Linked DNA regions of Homo sapiens: region 2 is linked to region 1. The links are chromatin contacts, found by Hi-C in ENCODE. All regions are on one chromosome and are shown on one strand. The core of a region is the stretch at or near the end of the contact, and the rest is flanking DNA. Distances in the headings are between cores, read along the strand shown.

Evidence for each region. A loop is a pair of places that touch in the nucleus more often than their neighbours do. Pooled maps may share reads with other maps.
Region 2: a pooled map shows a loop between it and region 1 (5-fold over the local background). The contact joins the promoter of DNAJB11 here to the enhancer-like site in region 1. A Hi-C loop is called at or near these places in 1 of 50 pooled maps.

Annotation. Positions count from the first base shown.
Region 1 is chr3:185,294,221-185,302,133 of GRCh38, reverse strand. It overlaps a transcript of MAP3K13 not described here. Among named protein-coding and RNA genes, the nearest start is that of EHHADH, 44 kb to the right of the region's middle. Within about 2 kb of position 2,738, at least 4 of the 41 ENCODE cell types and tissues checked have a DNase peak (open chromatin) inside an H3K27ac peak, as active enhancers do.
Region 2 is chr3:186,566,987-186,574,899 of GRCh38, reverse strand. It overlaps DNAJB11 (DnaJ heat shock protein family (Hsp40) member B11), which reads right to left and starts at 4,180. Exons shown (of 10, transcript NM_016306.6): 1 at 3,935-4,180; 2 at 2,649-2,805. The coding sequence starts at 4,002. It overlaps TBCCD1 (TBCC domain containing 1), which reads left to right and starts at 7,561. Exons shown (of 8, transcript NM_018138.5): 1 at 7,561-7,633. RefSeq lists silencers at 3,929-4,168, 7,368-7,657.

The DNA of each region.
Region 1 (7,913 bases), core at 1,489-3,988:
ACTGCGCCTGGCAAGACTTATTATTAAAATGTCCATACTACCTAGAGGGACCTACAGATATTATTAAAATGTCCATACTACCTAAAGTGACCTACAGATTCACGCAATCCCTATCAAAATCCTAACAACATTTTTGCAGAAATAGAAAACAAAAATTTTTAATTCATATGAAATCTCAAAAGGCTCTGAATAGCCTTAAAAAATATGAGAAAGAAGAAAAAGCTGAAGGCCTCAAACTTCCTGACTTCAACATATATTACAAAACTTTAGTAATCAAAACAGAATAGTACTGGCATAAACAGACATATTGTCCAATGGAACAGAATAGCCCCAAAATGAACCCTCATGTATATGGTCAAATGATCTTTGACAAGGGTGCTGAGGTCACACAATGGGAAAAGGACAGTCTCTTCAACAAATGGCATTGGGAAAACTGGATGTCCACATGCAAAAGAATGAAGTTGGACCCTTGCCATACAAAGGTCCTATAAAATTTGACTACAAAGATGAACTCAGAATGGATCATAGGCCTAACTGTAAGACCTGAAACTATAACACTCCTGGAAGATAACACAGGGGAAAAGCTTAATGACATTGGGTTTGGCAATTATTATTTGGATATTGACATGAAAAGCACAGGCAACAAGTGCAAAAATTAGACAAATGGGACTACAGCGAACTTACAAACTTACATGCAGCAAAGGAAATAATCTAAGAGTGAAAAGGCAACCTTAAAAAGTTTCTCAAGAGAACTTGACAAAAATCCAGAATATATTAATATAATGAAGTCTTACAACTCAATAATAAAAAAAAAAAAATCCAATTTAAAAATGGGCAAAGAACTTGACAGACATTTCTCCAAAGAAGAGATACAAATGACCGACAAACATATGAAAAGATCCTCAACATCAATAACCATCAGGGAAAGGGAAATTAAAACCAGAATAGTATCACCTCATACCTATTAGGATGACCACTGTTAAAAAATTAATTAATTAAAAATAAATAAATAAATAAAAATAATAAGTGTTGGTAAGGATGTAGAGTACTTGGAGTCTCTGTACACTGTTGGTGGGAATGTAAAATAGTGCAGCTGCTATGGAAAACAGTAGGGAAGTTCCTCAAAAAATTAAAAATAGAATTACCATATGACCTAGCAATCCCACTTCTGGGTATATATCCAAAAGAATTCAAAACAAGATTTCAAAGAGATATTCACACGCTCATGTTCATTGCAGTATTGGTCACAATAGCCAACAACCTAAATGTCCACCAACAGATGAATAAAGAAAATTTGGTATATTCACACAATGGATATTATTCAGCCTTAAAAAAGAAGGTAGGCCAGGCGTGGTGGCTCATGTCTGTAATCCCAGCACTTTGGGAGGCTGAGACAGGTGGATCACTTGAGGTCAGGAGTTTGAGACCAGCCTGACCAACATGGTGAATCCCTGTCTCTACTAAAAATACAAAAATTAGCCAGCGTGATGCCAGGCACCTGTGGTCCCAGCTAGTCAGGAGGCTGAGGCAGAATAATTGCTTGAACCTGGGAGGCTGGAGGTTGCAGTGAGCCGAGATGGCGCCATTGCACTCCAGCCTGGGCAACAAAGCTACACTCCATCTGAAAAAGAAAAAAAAGAAAAAAAAAATAAGGAAATAGGGCCGGGCGTGGTGGCTCACGCCTGTAATCCCAGCACTTTGGGAGGCCAAGGCAGGTGGATCACCTGTGATCAGGAGTTCGAGACAAGTGAAACCCCATCTCTACTAAAAATACAAAAACTTAGCTGGGCGTGGTGGCGGGTGCCTGTCCCAGCTACTCGGGAGGCTGAGGCAGGAGAATAGCTTGAACCGGGGAGGCGGAGGTTGCAATAAGCCGAGATCGTGCCACTGCACTCTAGCCTGGGCAACAGAGTGAAACTCTGTCTGAAAAAAAAAAAAAAAAAAGAAAAGAAGGAAATCCTATCATATGCTACAACACAGATGAACTCTGAGGACACTGTGTTAAGTGAAACGAACCAGCCACAAAAAGAAAAATATTGCATGATTCCACTTATGTGAAGTATCAAAAATAGTCAAACTCTTAGAAATGGGAAGTAGAATGGTGCTACTAGTAGAATGGGGAAGAGAGAAAAGGTGAGTTATTCAAGGGGTACAGAGTTTCAGTTTTGCAAGATGAAGAAGTTCTAGAGATCTGTTTCACAACAATATATATACCGTTAACACTACTGTACTGTATCTTTAAAAATTGTTTTAAAAAGAGAGAGAGAGGGCCGGGCGCGGTGGCTCACGCCTGTAATCCCAGCACTTTGGGAGGCCGAGGCGGGTGGATCATGAGGTCAGGAGATCGAGACCATCCTGGCTAACAAGGTGAAACCCCGTCTCTACTAAAAATACAAAAAATTAGCCGGGCGCGGTGGCGGGCGCCTGTAGTCCCAGCTACTCGGGAGGCTGAGGCAGGAGAATGGCGTGAACCCGGGAGGCGGAGCTTGCAGTGAGCCGAGATTGCGCCACTGCAGTCCGCAGTCCGGCCTGGGCGACAGAGCGAGACTCCGTCTCAAAAAAAAAAAAAAAAAAAAAAAAGAGAGAGAGAGAGAAAACAGACAGACATACAGAGAAGATAGCAATATGAAGATGGGGTCATCGACTGAAATGTTGTTACACAGCACATTGCTGTACTTCATTCTGGCAGCCCTAGGAAAGTAACACAAGGGCCCACAGAAGAAAGCTTGCAAGTGAGTGCAGGCTCCTTTTGTGACTGGGGCTTCCCGTTATTCTGAAATGTTACATTAGCCCACATTCAGCCTTTAAGAATTCATTACAGTTTTAGCTGCTTTCTTCTTACCTACCTTTACGGTGCCTTCTCTTCCTCCTATGCTCTGCCAAAGGTAACACAGTTTCTGTGTCCTGTCTCTCTTCAAAAGGGCTTGCCTCTCTTTGGAATTTCAGTTCATCTGATTGCCTTGTGACCTCAACTCTCTGATGAGCTCAAGAAGCATCATGACTTTGTGGATTATCAAGATTTTTCTCATTGTTATGATGGGAACAATGTTCTCTTGCAACATTCTACATCCTAAACAGAAGCAAAATTTTCAGCATTTCCTGAAAGATGATTCCAAGGGTTATTAATAGATTTTATGAGCGAAAAAGAATTGTGATTACACGTTTGGAACGTGTTAAGATACACTATAAACTTTCAAAAAAGACTGCAACATTTTCCAAACATGTCATTACAGAACCCTTTTGGCTTACAAAATCTCTTGCAGTTGTGTCAGACATTCTGTGTACCATAGTTTAGGAGATAATGAGTTAAACGCCTAGACATGTTTTTTTTGTCCTCACTATATGGCAAAATTAGTGTCAGCAAACCAGTTGGGGGATATTTTCTTTCTGCCACTTCACCACTTTGACTGAAAATAAGATCTTTCTGTTTCTACATCACTTATGCTGGAAGATACGGTGACCTTTGCATTACTTCTGTCTCTTCTCAGGTTTTCTCCCGTTACTCATCAAATGCCAAAATGAGGAGATACTTGACTTCTTAAAAAATGAACATAAAGTTCCATCAAATAAATAAAATATGTAAAGTAAATTCAATAAACATATTTTAAATTAGTTAGGATAATGTATACTTACACATTAAATATAACAACACAAATTTAATCAGCAACATGTTATACATAATGCTTTTGGTAAAATACTTTCCCTTTGAGTTGTCCATTTTAATGGTTCTGTGGTGTTCTTAATGTTTCTCCTCATTTCCTTTCCTTGAAATACGTGGAACATAAATGGTTTTTTTAAAACATACATATTTCCATTATTTCCCTAAGTCTATGGTTCATTTAGTTTTCCTCTTTCAACCCTGAAAAAAATGGTGTGGGACAGATGTGACTTCAAATGTAATATTTATCTCTAAGTAAAAGATAGAAAAGAGAAAGCTTTCTAAGAAAGAAGAAAAAAATCAAATAAGAACTAGCACATTTTGCAAGTGGAACACCATTTAGCTAAATATTCTTATCTTTTGCCTCAAAAATACCAGCTTTGTTTAGTGAGGTACTGCAGAGTTTACTGAAAGGCCTGTAGTCCGTCGCCACGTTCCCTGCTTTATCTCTGGCCTGCAGACATGGCAATAATTCTCAGACTCAGTTTTAAAAGACAAAAAAAAAAAAAGACAGAATTAGGAAACTATACATACCATGAACAGAAAGACATGTACTGTACAATATCTATTAATTGTATGCACACAGAGAGAGAGAGAGAGAGTAGCTCTTATTTTGGTTACTGTATTGGTGAAAAATTTCTTGAAGTCTAATTCATCTAACTCCCAATCTTCCTACCCTGTTTAGTTGTGACTACATAAGAACCTGTTTCTTTTTCTTTTCTTTTCTTTTTTTTTTTTTTTGAGACGGAGTCTCACTGTGTTGCCCAGACTGGAGTGCAGTGGCACGGTCTCAGCTCATTGCAACCTCCGCCTCCTGGGTTCAAGAGATTCTCCCACCTCAGTCTCCCGAGTAGCTGGGATTACAGGCATGTGCCACCACACCTGGCTGATTTTTGTATTATTAGTAGAGACAGGGTTTCACCATGTTGGCCAGGCTGGTCTCGAACTCCTGACCTCAGGTGATCTGCCTGCCTTGTCCTCCCAAAATGCTGGGATTACAGGTGTGAGTCACTGCGCCCAGCCAATAACCTATTTCTAAGTTGCCAATTATCTACCTCAAAAGGAAGGAAGCCACAACCACTGGACTCTCATGCTACCTCATGATTAGAGGAGGAGAAACTGGGGTAATTGATGTGCTGGTTGGTATTTTTCACAGCTTTCAAAAATATCCAATTACTAGGTTTAAATCAACCTTGGGAATGTCCTGGACATGACATAAGCAGAGGTAGTAGCTGTGACTACCATCTCTCAAATGTAGCAGAGCCTTTGTAATGGACAGACTGTGTACATTTTATGCCAATAGGAAATTTCCTAATACAGAAAGCAAGTTTTTTTTTAGAAGAGTAACTGCACAATGTCTTATAGTTAAATAGGTTTTCTGGGTTTCTATGTAAGACTCAAATATCTGTGACCTGTGCCAGAGAACAAATTCTTGATTCCAGTTCAATCATTTCTGAGCAACCTAACTCTCTAATAAGTCAAATTTATAACATGACTTTAGCCACTGTGCAGGACCTTCTGTACATTAACTTTACCCACTTTAATACTATTACATTTGCTTTGTCTTATTCTCTTTATGTCCCCATCCTACATACTATATGCATTTTAAAATATTTTTTAGAACAAGGCAGGATATAAATAAATTTAATTAATTCATCTTGTAAAATCATCTTGAAATATTAAGTCCTCATAATTTGGGCTACAGGTCTCATTGTCCCAAATATGCATCTCTGTGAGTACAGGTTAAATTCACTCAACTAATAAATAAGTTCTAAGGGCCCACCATGTGTCAGTCACTGTTCTCAACACTGGGGAAAATACCTATGAAGAGAATGCCAATCAGAGATAAGTACAATGGAGAACAGTAAAGCAGAGAAGACTAGGGATGCCATGTAGTGAGGTTACAATTTTAAATAAGATGGTCAAAGAGGGCCTCACTGAGGTCACATAACCTGAAGGGCCTAAAGAAGATGAGAGATTAAACCAGATAGATATCTAAGGCAAGGGTATTCCAGGCACAGGGAATATCAAGTACAAAGGTCCTGAGGCAGAAGGAAGCTTGGCATTTCTAAGGATCAGCTAAGAGATCTGGGCTGGGTAGTCCAATAGATGGTAGAGAGGTAAGGAGAGAGCAGAGGCATATCAGGTAAGGCCCTGGAGACCATTATAAGGACTTGGGCTCATACTTGGAGTGAGATGAGAAGCAACTGAAGGGTTTTGGTTTGTGTGTTTGAGACAGGGTCTTGCTCTGTTACCCAGGCTGGAGTGCAGTGGCACAATCATGGCTCACCGCAGCCTGGACCTCCTGGGCTCCAGCAATCCTTCCACCTCAGCCTCCTGAGTAGCTGGGACTACAGGTGTGTGCCACAATGCCCGGCTCATTTTTAAATTATTTTTATTTTGTAGAGACTGGAGTCTCACTGTGTTGCTGGTCTTGAACTCCTGGCCTCAAGCAATCCTCCTGCCTTGGCCTCCGAAAGTGCTGGAATTGCAGTCGTGAGCACTGCAGTCAGTCAAGAGGAGGGTTTTGAACAGAGGAAGTTAAACAACCCAGAACTTACAGTACTGAAATATCTAAGTGAAGAGTGGTGGCTGTGGGAAGAATCAGTTGACAAATATTTACTGAATCCCTACTATTTGCCAGGAAATTTCCTAAACACTGGGCATACAGTGTAATAAAACATGCACCAGTCATTGCCCTCCTGAAGGTTGTCTTGTAAGATTATTAATAAATGATTATATATGAGAAATAATTACAACTATGCTAGATGTGAGAAAAAAATGGGTGATTTATGACAGAATGATAGAGAAGGGAGGTCTAATCTAGTCTGAGATATGGAGGAAGGCTTCTTGGAAAAAATAATATTTAAAGTGAGACTGGTAGTATGAGTAGAAGTGGGTTATGTGAAGAGGAACAGGAGAGAGGAGGGCATTCCAAGCAGAAAGTATCTGCTCTGCAAAAGCCCTAAAGAAGGCTGGGCGCTGTGGCTTACGCCTGTAATCCCAGCACTTTGGGAGGCCCAGGTGGGTGGATCACGAGGTCAGGAGTTCAAGACCAGCCTGGCCCACATGGTGAAACCCCATCTCTACTAAAAATACAAAAATTAGCCAGGCATAGTGGCGGGCGCCTATAATCCCAGCTACTTGGGAGGCAGAGGCAGAGAACTGCTTGAACCTGGGAGGCGGAGGTTGCAGTGAGCCAAGATTGCACCACTGCACTCCAGCCTGGGCGACAGAGCAAAACTCCGTCTCAAAAACAACAACAACAACAACAACAAAAACAACAACAAATACCCTGAAGAAAAAAAAATGGCATTGTCAGAGAATTGGAAGACCATTATGGCTTGAGCTTAGTAGACAAAGAATGATTGAAGATTTGGGGCTGAATTCTAAGGGCAATAAGATAATAAGAGTTTAGATTGGAGGACCAAAAAGATTAGAATTGTATTTTTAAAAATCAGTCTAAAAGCAATGAGATTAGAGGGGGGAGGAGTAAATACAAAAAACCATTGAAGAGTTATTGCAAAAATGTAGGCGAAGATGATAAAATAAATAAGGATGGACATGGAAACAGGTGAATAATTTGAAAGATATTTAGGAAGTAGAAAAGACAGAATTTTGCAATGGATTAGTTTCATGAGGGTTGTGGAAGAAGGTCAGGGATAGCTGAAGTTGCTTAACTACTCTCTTGAACTTTCTCATAGGTAGATCCTACTTCCTACATGGAGAGGTAGTAATACCAATGCCATTTTTTGGCAAAGGAGTGGAGGAAGAAGGAACAACAAAATGTCAATTACATATAGTAATGAGCCTTTTATGCCACAGCTGCCAATTGTCATAAACATAACAGCCTCGATTTATACAACCTTTGCAATTCATTCTGTCTCCATTAATGCAAGAAGTTTGGCCATGGCTGTTCAGGAAGAATGAGGCAGTTGGATTCTACATTATACATCTTCTGATAAATATTCATATTGCTAGGACTATGTACATTCATATAATTTATAAGCAGAGAAAAGTAATACCTTGTACAACCTTCTATCACAGTTTAAATAAGTAATTCCAGGGCACTAAAGACAGCATTTCAGTACACTAAAGCACTAAAAAATTAGTTCTTCATCAATGAATTGGAAAGCACAACCATGCCCTATTGTTCACGGACACTATAATAAAGTCACCTATGCTAACCTAACCAATGCTATCATCAAAGAGGGAGATATCTATTTTTAGGAGTAACAGTTGAACAAGTTAATGT
Region 2 (7,913 bases), core at 2,931-5,430, 1.3 Mb before region 1:
TCCTTTGATATTTATAAACTCCTACTTAGACAAGAGTCTGAAGGAGAGAGTTATTTCAAAACCACACTCATGGTGGCCCAGAAAAAGAGAGGTTCAAAGTAGACGGGGCTTGTTGACTTAAAAGAAAGGCATATTCACACAGGACACATTTTTGGCTTAGGGCCCAAATGAGGTGTAAGGAGTCATGGCAAAAATGTATTAACATTTAAGATATCCTTGAAAGGATAAATAGAAATTGAGTATACAAGAGAGTGAACATTCTTAAAAGCAAAGGCAAATGGGTTATTCCAGAAGTGACCACAGTACTTGATTACAGCCACTATGAAAGAAAAAGGGAGAGGAAAGCATGTTTTCACAAGTATCTTTAGAAAATAGGTACTTTGGGGAAGCAGAAATGGGCACAATTAACTTGAAAAAAAAAAAAACCCTTATTATTAACTGGATCTCCAATATTTTCACTTTTAGTCTACTTCTCTGATCTGATCTTCACAAATAAATGAACCCTGCATTTGAGACTATAAAAAACACCATTTCAAAACCCCCAAAGACTAGTTTTAAGTCAGTTTCTTTTTAGACATCAGAGGCTTCTGTAATAACCCCCTAAAAACTACTCTTGAAGTCATTATCATTTACTTCCTCCTCACTTTTCTTCCATCAAGGAATGCAATTTTATTCTATGGTCTTGGAAACTATTTTAAAAGAAAAAAGGTTTTTAGTTGATTGGCCAACCAATACACAGATTCTCAAGTAATTAAAATGCCAGCAGTGATCCTAGCTCTGTAGAGAAAACAAATTTGTATTCACAAAAGATTCTTCATAACTGTACTCGGATTCTAATTTGTGAACACTAATTTACCTAAGACTAAAGGCAATCAAGCTTGAATGATAAAAAGAAAACAGAAATTTGAACTAGTGGCTAAAAGGATTGTTATAGTTAAATAAGCCACGATTTCATGACTGACCTTTGTATAGCCTGCCTAGGTCATTGATAAAGAACGTGAAGATTCTTTAGAGAGCATGGTAAATTCAGCTTCCCTAGAAAATGTTTTTGAGTATTAGGTTCCTAGCAAACAAGGGGACTATTCATGGAAAATACAGTGCAAAATATAGAATGCATATTATCAACAAGAAACAAAATATTACATATAATTTAGGATGGGCCATTAACCTTCCCAAGTTTATTGATGTGCCTCAGGTTAAGAATTTCTGTCCCTTGGCCAGGCACGGTGGCTCATGCCTGTAATCCCAGCACTTTGGGAAGCCGAGGCGGGTGGATCATGAGGTCAGGAGATCGAGACCATCCTGGGTAACACAGTGAAACCCTGTCTCTACTAAAAATACAAAAAATTAGCTGGGCATGGTGGTGCACAGCTGTAGTCCCAGCTACTCAGGAGGCTGAGGCAGGAGAATGGCGTAAAACCCAGGAGGCGGAGCTTGCAGTGAGCCGAGATCGTGCCACTCTACTCCAGCTTGGCAGACAGAGCGAGACTCTGTCTCAAAAAAAAATAAAAAAGAATTTCTGCCCCATAGGATCCCTGAAGGTGTTGAAAGATGAAAGGACCCCAACAGCTCTTGGGTTCACCTGGGTATAACTCACTGTTTCAATTCCATTGCTTCTTTAATCTAGAGATCTTGGGATTCCTTCCTTTCAAGGTTTGTGTCTTCCTAAAATATTTTTCAATTTGTTTTTAGCCTTCTCAATATACAAGAATTTAAACTTAAATTCAGGAGTTTTAGCTCTATGACTTTTAGTTCAATTAATTTTTTTCTGTGTCCATTTAGAAAATGAGAATAAAAATATGCCTAGCTCTAATATATTTCCTGGTGTCCTAGTGAAGATTAAATGAGATGATACACATGAGAGTGTTTTGATCCCCAGATTAGAGGTTGCAAAATCAAATTAAAACTGTGCTCTGTTTGATTTATGTAAAAAAGAAATTTAACTGAATTAGTTACCAACACTTTTACAAGCAGAACTCATATAAAAAATCTAGATTTTCAACTTTTCTTGAAAAATTAAATCATCCAGGAACATACTGTTTGCATTTGTATGACAAAAACTGGCTGGGGTTGAGTAACAGCTGCTCCCTTGAAATGGGGCCAGAAGGCTTCAGTTTGTCAAAGTCCTCAACAATCCTTATTGCTTCCCAATATGGAGGCAGAATATCTGCTGCCATGTTTTAACTTATACCTGCCCTGCATGTTATTTGTCTAGTTCATATGAACATGCAGGTTTGCAACTCTCATGAAGGCTTTCTTTTTATTTTTGGTTCTAGCTCCCAAACTGATTGAACGACAGACCAATCAGTTGATCTACTTATTAATCTATAATAAGTTCAAGACTAGCCTGGCCAACAGGGTGAAACCCTGTCTCTACTAAAAATACAAAAATTAGCCAGGTGTGGTGGCATGCACCTGTAATCCCAGCTACTTGGGAGGCTGAGGCGGGAGAACTGCTTGAACCCAGGAGGTGGACGTTGCAGTGAGCGGAGATTGCACCACTGCACTCCAGCCTAGGCAATAGAGACTCAGTCTCAAAATAAATAAATAAATAAATAAATGTGAGCTGAAAGGAGTGTTTCTCTGTATTGTATGTTTTTTCTAGAGCTACAGATTTTATTCGTACTTTATCACTTTTCCCAACTCACCTCATAAGCAGCACCCAGATCCTGGAATTTCTCCTGGGCTTGTGGATCATCAGGGTTCCGGTCGGGATGAAGCTGCAGGGCTAGTTTCCTATAGGCCTTTTTAATATCCTTTATAGAGGCACTTCGAGGCACCCCCAAGATCTTATAGAAATCTCGTCTGGGAAGTAGAGGGAGAGAATACTTCATTAAAGAGTTACATGTTACATTTTTCAAAGTAAAAGATTTATTTTTCCTCTACATTTAGGTTTGTATCTGAGCAAAGAGGTATAAAAATGAAGGTTTATGTGACACATACACACACAAAGAATGACTAAAGAGAGAACACCAGAATTTGTAATGAATCTTATATATTGAAGTAATCACAGTAAGAGGCTATATACTTCTTTTCGGATTATTCAAAACATCTGTGGCACTTTTCTTTCAGAACCACCTTCGGTCAAGAAAACCACTTCCTTATTTTATGGTCTCATGTTATCTTTAGGCAATAACCATATAATCAAATTAACTCTTCCCCCCTTTCCCTATACTGGCTCCAAATGATTTTGACTTTTCTAAAAGTCAAATAACACTCTCAAAGGATGATTTTCCTTCTTTAAAAAGATTATGCCACATAAATGTCCTAACAGTAGCACTGCCAGAATGTTAAAGATGAAGCAACTTAAGATAATAAATAGCTCAAGAAGCTGGGAAGTACAAGGGCTGTCTAAAGATCTTCTTGTTCCCATCCCGCATCCAATTTCGTTCAGTCCCAACTCGGGCTGGCATCATCCACCCACTTTAATGTCAGCCCCAGAATGGCTCTTCGAAGGCTTGGCATAGAGCATCGTCCGCTTCTCCACCTCAGCGGGGCACAGCAACTCACCTCTTTGATCAAACAAACGTCCATCCCCTCAACCTCAGCCTGGCACTGTCACTATCTTTCCTTACAGTCAGGCATCCCTCTTTCTTCCCCAGCTCTACGTGACACTGCTTCAGCTCGCAACCACCTTCTTTCCCTCATCCCCCAAATGCCGTTTGGCAATGCATCCAACTCCCACTCCTCTGGGCAAATCTAGCTCTACCTAAGACCCTCTCTGGACCTAAGGCCCTCTCACTGGTGTCACCCACGGTTCTCCTCTCACCCCACTAGCCTGGCCCATACTACCCCTTCCTCCGCCACCCCGCCAACCCACAGCGATGCCCCTCTCCACTCCGTCAGTCTGGCAATGCCACTTCCCCCACCCCCTCCCACCCCCCAGCAAAGGCTGACCCACAGGCCCCGTTGTCTGCGAGTGTCTGTTCCTCACCCGGCAATCACCGCCCCGATGAGGTATAGCAGCAACAGGCAAAAGGTGCTCAGGTTCTGCGGAGCCATGGTTCCTCTGTCCCGGGTCCTGTTCCACACACTCCTCACAGCCTCCTCCGCCGCCGCGTCGGCTCGCCAGCCCACCCGGCCCTGTGAGGCCGCCTCACACCGGGGGGGCGCGGGGGTCTCCTTGGTCCGCAGAGACAGCTAGCTAGCCCCCTCTTCTGCCGGTCCACTTCCCGGGAGTCCCGAGTCCCGGTGAGAGAAGCCCCCGGTAGGCGAGAGCCAATCGTTGCCCGGGACATCACACGCGGCCGGCGCCTGGAAGCCAATCAGCGCAGTACACTTCACCTCCGAGGCGGCACGGGCAACCAGTTAGGCTTCAGAACTGCAGTCGCAGCTCTTGACCAATTAGAAGCGGAGACGTCAGAGGGTCGCGCCGCTGCAGGAACCCGCTCTGCCTGAGCTACCGCGAGTCGTAGAAAATTACGTAATGATAGGGGGCCGGTCAGAGTGAGGGCACCTGAGGTACACGAAATCCCTCCGGCTTGCCCACTTCCTCGGACTTTCCACCAATCAGGAGCTTCCTCCCCAGCACCAACCAATTGTGGGAGAGAAGTTTTCTCTGTGCTACAAGCCCGGAATTTCATTCATACCCAGCTACGCTCCGAATGAGGGAGCAGAGGTACAGCGGCCGAATGAGCGGGAACAGTTATTCCACGACAGGTGTACATCAGACGCATTGCTTAGGCCTCTTATTTTACGTTCTCCAAGCAACTCCATAAGACAACTGTCTCGGAAAGGCTACAGTGATGACAGACCGACTTAAGTTCGGATTCGGCTTCCACCGCTTCTTAGTGGTGAGACCCCCCACCCCTCCCCTCCTCCCAAGTCTGAGCCTAAGTTTATCAACAAAACTGAGGCAAAGCACTTATTGGCAGTTCTGTGAATTTTAACAGGGAAAAAAATCGGTAAATCATCGGGCGTATAGTAAGCAGGCAACGAGTAAAAACCATTATTACGGTTCAAGCAGAACTCTTTGATTCCCCATCTTCCCCCCGATTTTGCTCATCGCAGTTACACAACACCTAGTTGATCAGGACAAAGCTCTAGGTGTTTTTATTCCTTTCATGCATAAGCTATCCAACTCTTTACCTCTGAACTATACTTCAATCTGTTCACTACATCTCCATTACCAGGATTCTGGGTCACAGTGTATCTCTCACCTGGCCAGGGCCTCCTAACTGGCCTCCTTGCCCCCACTCTTAATATCTTCCTTAATATCTTAATATATGTTGCTCATCCCTGTCCCTCACTCCATGATTTAAAAAAAAAAAAAAAAAGCCCGGGCGCGGTGGCTCACCCACCCAAAGTGTAATCAGCACTTTGCGAGGCCGAGACGGGCGGAGCACCTGAGGTCAGGAGCTTGAGACCAGGCTGGCCAACATGATGAAACCCTGTCTCTACTAAAACTACAAAAATTAGCCAGGTGTGGTGGCGAGCGCCTGTAACCCCAGCTGCTCGGGAGCCTGAGGCAGGAGAATTGCTTGAACCTGGGAGGTGGAGGTTGCAGTGAGCCGAGTTCCTGCCACTGCACTCCAGCCTGGGCGACAGAGTGACACACCGTTTCAAAATAAATAAATAAATAAATAAATAAAAAATAAAAGTCAAATCATGTCACTCCCCTGTTTAAAAGCCTGGAATGGCTCTTCATTTGCACTTAGAATAAAATCCCAACTCCATGCTAGTTTACAAAGCCGTTTATGCTTTGTAAACCTATTATACTCCTAACCATGCTCCAGCAAAACTTGCTTCCTTTCTTTTTTTTGTATACACCGAGCTCATTCCTGCCGAGGGCCTTTGTGCTAGCTATTGCCTTTGCCTGAAACACTGTACTCTCCCTCATGTGCTAGCATGGGTGATTCCTTCTTTAACTCATATATCAGCTTAAAGGTCGCCACCTCAGGGAGGACTTTCCCTGACCAATTAATCAAAATTAGCCCCTACTGAGTTCCTTACTCTTACACCACCCTGTTTTCTTTTCTTTATTTCTTTTTTTTTCCTGAGACAGAGTCTCGCTCTGTCGCCCAGGCTGGAGAGCAGTAGCGTGATCTTGGCTCACTGCAACCTCCGCCTCCTGGGTTCAAGCGATTCTCCTGCCTCAGCCTCCCGAGTAGCTGGGACTACAGGCGCACACCACCATGTCCGTCTAATTTTTTTGTATTTTTAGTAGAGACTGGGTTTAACCATGTTGGCCAGGCTGGTCTCGAACTCCTGACCTCAAGTGATCCACCCGCCTCAGCCTCCCAAACTGCTGGGATTATAGGCATGAGCCACCACGCCCGGCCTCCTATTTTTTTCATCCCTGGTCCCTAGACTTACACACTGAAATGCCAGTTTCATGAGAGCATGAATCTATATTGTTCTGTTCACAGCTGTATAAAAGAGCACCTTAGAACAGTGCCTGGCATGGAGTAGGTGCTGAAGTACTTTTGAGTCAAAGTTACTGGGATGGTGATCATTGTATGGCTGGCTTCTTACTCTTCAGGCCTCAGCTCAAATTTGGCACCACAAAGTGGCCTTCCCTGACCCCCCGCCCCAATTTTCATAGCATTTTTCACTATTTGAAATTATCTTATTTTATTCCTTAATATGTATTGTCTATTCTCCCTGTTATACACTCCAAGAAAGCAAGGACCTTGTCTGTTTTGTTCACTTCTGTCATTCTAGTGCGTACCACTGTGCCAGACACACAGTGGTACTCAACAAGTAACAGCAGGGTCACTGAGCTAATAAGTGGTGCAGCCTGGATCCTAACCCAGGTATGTGTAAATTTGAAGCCCCTGCTTTCAGGAAGATACCCAGTAGGGACAATGGCCACACAAAAGAGGAACTAAATTGCATTTTACGGTCTAATTTACCTTTGTATCTATCACACCTAGAGAGGCCATAAAGGAACTAAAAAAAGCAGGAAATGTCCAGAAATTCTGAAATGGAAGTTTAAAGGAAGGAGTGATGGCTTCTGCCCGGTAATCTGAAAAAGCTTCATGAAGGTGGAAACACGGCAGGAAAGCTAACAGAGTTAAGGAGCTGACACCGAGGGGCGGCAGGGAGTGCCAGTCTTGCTTCAGACGCCCTGGGCTTGAATCTTGGCTCCATCTCTTGTGTGACCTTAGGGTTGTGTTATTTTCACCTTTCTAGGCCCTAGTTTCTTCATCAGTAAAACGAATGTACTTAAAGGGCTCTTGACAAGACTTAGGAAATACACATAAAGTTGCTTTACACAGTGCTGAGACCATAGTAAGTGCTCTATAAATGCAAACTGCCATTAGTATTAGTAGCATTTCTGATGAAAGCGTGCTGATCTTACCAGCAGCTATTAGCTGACCACAGTTATGCGGAGCAACAGAAAGCTTCCTACCCCCCCGGGTTGAAAGGCGCGACACCAGAAAGCGGTGGGTCTGGCTCCAGGTGCCACTGTTGCGGACTCTCGACCCCAGCCTAGATTTTCTCAGACGCTTGAGCCGCAATCTGCCGCTCTAGCAACGGGGTCCGCCAGGTCTCGGTGGTGCGGGGCCTCGCGCTTGCGCAGTGGGCACGGCAGCGGCGCGCGGAGGAGGGTGAGGGGCGGGCCCAGCGAGCGGACGCCGGGCGCGGCGGCGCGCGGAGAAGTGCGGCGGAGCGGCGCCTGCATTAGCAGGTAACCGCGCACTGGGTGCGCCGGGGAGGGCGGTGTGGGTTAGTCAGGCTTCAGGCTTGGGTCGAGGAGGCTGCCTTCGCGCTTACCGCGTCTCGGGTCAGCTACCGACCCTGTCAGCGTGAGCGTCTGTGTTCCTGAAGTCCGGTCGCGACGCTGGGGCGGCCCACGCAGAGTCCCACCCCGGATCGCGTCCAAGGTGGCGGCGAAGCCCCAGGACAGCCGCCTTGGACCCACGCCGATCTCCCGACCTGAAAAACCTTAACCTCAGGGCACCGCCAGG